Regions from separate parts of the Mus musculus genome. Here region 1 is linked to region 2. Evidence: chromatin loops called from intact Hi-C (ENCODE). Cell type or tissue: heart. All regions are shown on one strand. Each heading gives the region's core, and the rest is flanking DNA. Links, peaks and the distances in the headings are about the cores only.

What was found. A loop is a pair of places that touch in the nucleus more often than their neighbours do. Peaks named below come from ENCODE experiments on the same cell type or tissue, not always from the same donor. Only the 100,000 strongest peaks of a DNase experiment are listed, where the experiment ranks them.
Region 1: it touches region 2 in a loop (2.5-fold over the local background); 3 of 42 quality-filtered maps call a loop at or near these places.

Annotation. Positions count from the first base shown.
Region 1 is chr14:17,926,321-17,929,145 of GRCm38, forward strand. All of the region lies in intron 3 of Thrb (thyroid hormone receptor beta), which reads left to right. Among named protein-coding and RNA genes, the nearest start is that of Thrb, 270 kb to the left of the region's middle. In heart, for the core only: a CTCF peak has its summit at 1,362; no DNase peak of the experiment used is centred there.
Region 2 is chr14:18,165,702-18,168,526 of GRCm38, forward strand. No RefSeq gene overlaps it. Among named protein-coding and RNA genes, the nearest start is that of Nr1d2, 72 kb to the right of the region's middle. In heart, for the core only: a CTCF peak has its summit at 1,546 (motif pointing left); no DNase peak of the experiment used is centred there.

The sequences.
Region 1 (2,825 bases), core at 240-2,739, 240 kb before region 2:
AAACATCCAAATTTTAAAATATCTACATTTAACTTCGGAACTATCAAAGATTCATGGACCAAAATGTGTCTGCTGACCAAAATCAACCCATGAGTTCTCAGAGCAGGGCAAGGACTCTCTACCTTCCAGCTTAATTCCAAGCCAATGTCTGACCTCTTAGTTGCTATGGCAGCAGGGAGAATGCCCATACTCCTCTGCACATCATAAAACAGTCTGGCTTTCGGGATTTGTTCATGCCACTCCCCCACCCTAGAATGGACCAAATAGCCAGTCAGTTCCTTTGAGAGTCCATTCTCTAATACACCTGAGAACCCAAAGCAACTGTGATCAAACCATTATCAACAAAGCATCGCACCCTGCCTCCCTACCCATCAGGGCTTGAACTCTTGATTTGACAAAAGATAGAGCACCTGGGCAAACCGGAATGGCTTGCACTGTTGGAATAAGGGCTCAGAATTACACGCCCTCTCCACAGGTTACTTCATGTCAGAAAACACCACTCCCCCTTCTGTTCCACTGACAACAAGGTCAGGTTCTTCTTCACTCGTGTCACCCACTTCCATGCAGAAACCATGAGGTGGGAAATTATTGTGACTCCATCTCAGCCACAGCCTCCACGTGCCCAAGGATCTAAAAGGCAGCCCTGGGCAGAAAGTGTGACAATCTCTGTCTCTGTTCCTACATCTATGTGAAAGCACACAGGCAACAGACAGCAAGTCATAGCACTGCAAACAGGGATGCTGTTCCTGTCGGAGAAAGTCCGAATGGTCTCGTGAGGTACATGGCAATAGCCCTGTATTCCACCATGAGTTGCCCATGAAGATGCTCCCAAAGGAAGAGACTCTAGAGAACCTACATCCTGAGACATAGAAATAGCAATATTTAATGTGAACGTGGATAATATTTGCTTGCTGTGGGAGGCAGATATGTAGTGACCATTCATCCATGTGCCTCTAGAACAAAAATTGGCAATATTGGTTGATTGTTGCATGGTTGGTTGATTGATTAAGGATTCATCTGATCTCTGGTTATAAAAGGTAGTAAATAGATATTCTGCTTCTATAATCCATTCAGTGTCTTGTCATGGGTCCCCCCATCCTGACACTACAGCATGAAGAGACTTCAACTGTACATTACTAAGTAGGCTTGACTGTTTTCTAGTGAAGGTGGAAGGCCAGTTTTGGCGATGGGCTGTCTTTGCTGGTCTTCTCTGTAGAGTCCCCAGGAGGCCTGGAGGATTTCTCTAGCTTCAGCTCACACCAGTGCTGAGCAGAACCTGAAGCTGAAGCTCTGGGCTAGGAACCAGGGCTGCTACTAGACAGAGACTAAGCCAGATCTCCACCTTGCAGGCTGAGCTGCCTCCTAGTGGGAGGGATTGTCCTAACTTCCAGTATGCTTTTTCTCCAGAGACTCAGGCAGCTGCATTCACAAAAAGAGCCTACTCCATAGATAGGCTGTGGGTGTAAATGGGCTCAGATAAGAAAATCATTACAGTAGAGGCTTTTATTTGTGTGTGAAATGAAGCAGTTCTTTTTCTCCCTCCCCTTCACTGCAGGCTCCAGCCATAGCATCATTGGATGCCTAAAGGGAGACCACAGTAAAGACGAAAACCGTTGGAACCATGCTTACTCTAGGTGCATAATTTAAAAACCAAGTATGCATTCTTTCTCTTCAGAAAGCATAACAAGTACCATGGTTGTTAAGCATTAAAGAACATCAATTAACTCTTATGAGAAGACAGCCAGCATTAAACGAGTGGAGTTAGGAATGACGAGTCTTCCTAGCAGCAAGCCAGCATTTCATACAAAGCACTGGTTCTCAACCTTGCTAACTCTGCTACCCTTTAATGCGGTTCCTCACGTGGTGGTGACCTTCAGCTGTAAAATTATTTTTGTTGCTACTTCATAACTATAAATTTGCTACTTTTAAGAATAGTAATATAAAATGATAATAGCAAATATCTAGCATGTGGGATATCTGATATGTGACCCCAGTGAAACGTTTGTTCAATACCACCCCCTCCAAGGGGTTACAACCCACACATTGAGGAGCAGTGGTGTAGAGGCTCTTTTAGCTACAAAGCTTGTGAAATGTGTATTTTGAATGTATTTGATGGAAATGTGTTTGTTTTCTGGAGTTAACATCATCTGTTGGAGCTGGGTCTTGCCAAAACTTCATCTCACTGACTTGCCTAATCTGAAATTAGGACTATATGACATCACTCACTGAATAATTCTTAAAGAGGAAGGTAAGAAAGTACCTTCATAAGATATTTTATTGGTTGGGCAATTAAGCTCTATTTCCAGGTAATCTGAGGGAATGAGCTAGTCATTTATGATACCATAATGAGCTTTATTTTGAGTAAAGCCATGATTCACAGCACAAAGGGATTGGTTCTAAGATGTGAACATTTAGCATTCCTAACAACAAAGCAAAAGCTTTTTGGCCTTATTTAACAAACCAAGAACCTATACACTGTTTCTGAGGCTGCAGCAGCCAAGATTTGTAGCATTTGTGTAGAGCCTCACTTCATGAGACTAGGATGAGCATAAAGTTACTTGGTCTTCCCAGGCCTGTGATATAAACCATACCACTACCATTAGTGCAGACATCTGGGCCTGTGATGTAAGCCACACTATTACAGTCAGTGTAGTACTCCTGGACCTGGGATGTAAGCCACACTCTGACCAGCCCTTGTGATTTCACCAGCACTTCTTCCTCCTGGCTGCTTGTTCCTTCCACCTCATCAGCATCTTGTTTTCTTTATCTGATTCCCTTTATGATCATTATTACTGAGGGTCCCAGCACAGGGCTGCTGCAGTGAT
Region 2 (2,825 bases), core at 33-2,532:
TGGAAGAAGGATGGGAAAGGAATCAGTTAGAGCTGGGAAGTTCATAAAGGGAACAATAGATGCAGCTGGGAAGATATTAATAAAAGCAAACAGGTTTCTCAGAATGTATGGGAAAGGAGTAAAGAGATTGAAAATATGAAGCAAAGTTGTGATGTTATCTGTACTGTATTCTGTCATCAAGAAATATGACAGAGCTAACCAGGTTCAAGGGGAATAGTCTGTGGTATAACAGCACACACTAGGAGCCCATGCCTGCTTCCCTCTCTGCACCTCTGCATTACACTTCATGCAGTGTTAGGATTTGTTTACTTTTAATCACCCCGTTCAACTGAGACTCATGAGGTTGAGAGCTCAGTCAGGGCTCAGTCCTCTATGAGACGTCTATATCACACTCTTTCTCCCATCACAGGTTCGGAAGAGGTTATGGGAGATTGCTGTGAAATACATATTGTGTTGTGCACATGACAGGAGCAGGGCACTCATAGCACACAGCAACAACATCTCACCCCTAACTGAGGAGGTTTGGCAGGTGATGTCTGCTGAAGAGGAAAGGCCACATTTCTTTGACAGGGTGGCCCCTGGTAAGTTTGCACATGCTCTGGTGGATATCTCCACATCCATGCATATATGGGTAGAACTTATTGAACTTAGTGGGTTATTTTTTAAAAGAAAATTATGACCTGGGAGAGAGATATGAGGAAGGAGAGGAAGGCATTGAAGGGGAGAGTAGAGTAGATATTATTTATTAAAATGCACTGTATACACATATGAAATTTTCAAAGAATATTTTTAAAGAACTGGCTTGCACCCTCAAGTCTGCAGTGCCTACTTCAAGCACAGCCTAAGCAAAAACTCACAAAGGCCTCAGAACTACCAAGTCATTCAGAATACATACAGCCAAAGTTTCCGACTCCAAGATAACTCTGAATCATCTGGAAAATATTGCCAAACATTAATATGACATGAATTGCTTTGGTAGCCACCACAACAACCAGACTTCAGAAGGAAGAAAAGTAAAGCAAGCAAGCAACTCAGCAAAGGCCTTTTATATGCCTCACCCCCAAATCTTCACACAATTAAAAGTATATCTGCACCAAAGGAATAAGAAAGGCTCGGTGAGTAGAGGCCCTCACCGTATGACCGGACCATCTCTGTTCAGCCTCAGGACCCACATAATGGTGGAAGAGGAAGAGCAAATGGAAAACTTCTCAACCTCCACACCCATGCTTTTCCACATGCACAATAACAATAAGAGTAAATAAGAATAAGAAGAAACAATTGACCTTACAACCTATTTGAATTCAAGCTCATGTGGAATAAGGTTTTCTACTTATGCCACAAAAACTCATATTCAAAAAAAAATGTAGGTCTTACTGCAACACAATTTAAAACTCTCAGATTTTTTAATTAATGTTTCATGAACTGAAGATAAGGCTCAGTGGTTAGGAGCACTTGTAGAGGATCAGGGTTTGATTCCTAGCATTCACAGGGCAGCTCACTACCATTTGTAAGTCTATTATGAAGGGATCTGGTGCCCTCTTGTGGCTTCTACTGACATTGCAAGAATGTGAAGCACAGGCATGCATACCATCAAAACACCCATACAGATTAAATAAAAATTTAAAAATTTAAAGTTATATTTTTCACCACAAAAGCTATCTATCTTACAATGTGAAAAGGCTTTCTAAAAATTTAAGTAGAACAACACACACACACCACTTCCAAAAGAGAATCAATGTCACACAGGATTTCAAACCTACAAACCTACAGAGTTATACCCTACAGAGTTATAATTTCCAGGCCATATATAGAAGCTTATCTCACAGATACAGGTTGAAAACTCTTAATATGAGATTAACATAATAATGATACTAAAACCAAAAGGGACTGTGTAAGAGGAAAAATATAAGCCAGTCTCATTGTAAATGCATACAAAGTGCATAATAGAAAATTTAAATAGTCTAAATATTTAAATATGACTAATTCTGGAGGCTGGATCAGACCACCTCTTCTAATCTGCAGAAGTTTCGGAGATACTCAGTAAAGGCCAACTGTACAGCATAAGAAACTGAGTTTGAATTTCCACTATGAGTGGAAAAAGCACGTCATGACAGAAAGATTTAAGTGAGAATGAGGAAGAGGTATGAGAAAAACAGGAGGGTAGGGGAGGGATTCACCAAAACAAAATACGCATGGAAAACCCATGTGGAATTTTCTATCTTATTTACTGGTTAAAATATATAATTTTAAATATAGAAAGTTTGGCCAGAACTACCCTGCATGAGTGGTAGCAGATAATGTTGTTCCTGAACAGAAATGATTATCAACTGAAAATCTCCCTTTCCCATTATTCTCAGTTGCCCACTAGAGCAACCAATAAGATCTTATTGCTACAAGCATCACATACATTGGTTGCAGAACACAGAGAAACCAAGAAGAACTGACCTGGAAACTTCTTCCCTGCTGGTGAGTTTCATAGTGTCAGAAGGCACGCCACGGGGGGAAAAGCCATCCATGCTCTTATCCAGCATTTAACCCTGCAAGCTACCATTCCCACCTTATAGTTATGAAGTTAACTAACCTTTTTCTGATTGAAATTGAGACCTGCTCCATAGGAGGAAATCCATGTCTGGAACTATAAACCTAAGGAAAACCCTTGGGCCCTGTAAGAACCCACTATTACTGTTTTGCTAAGTGAACTGCCTTCTAAATATTTGTATTCACACGCATACACTAATGCTGATCTTAGCCTTGGTCAGTGATACTTATATTTGCAGTGAGTGATAGTTAATGCAAACACTCATAATTTGTTAGATGCTCAGACC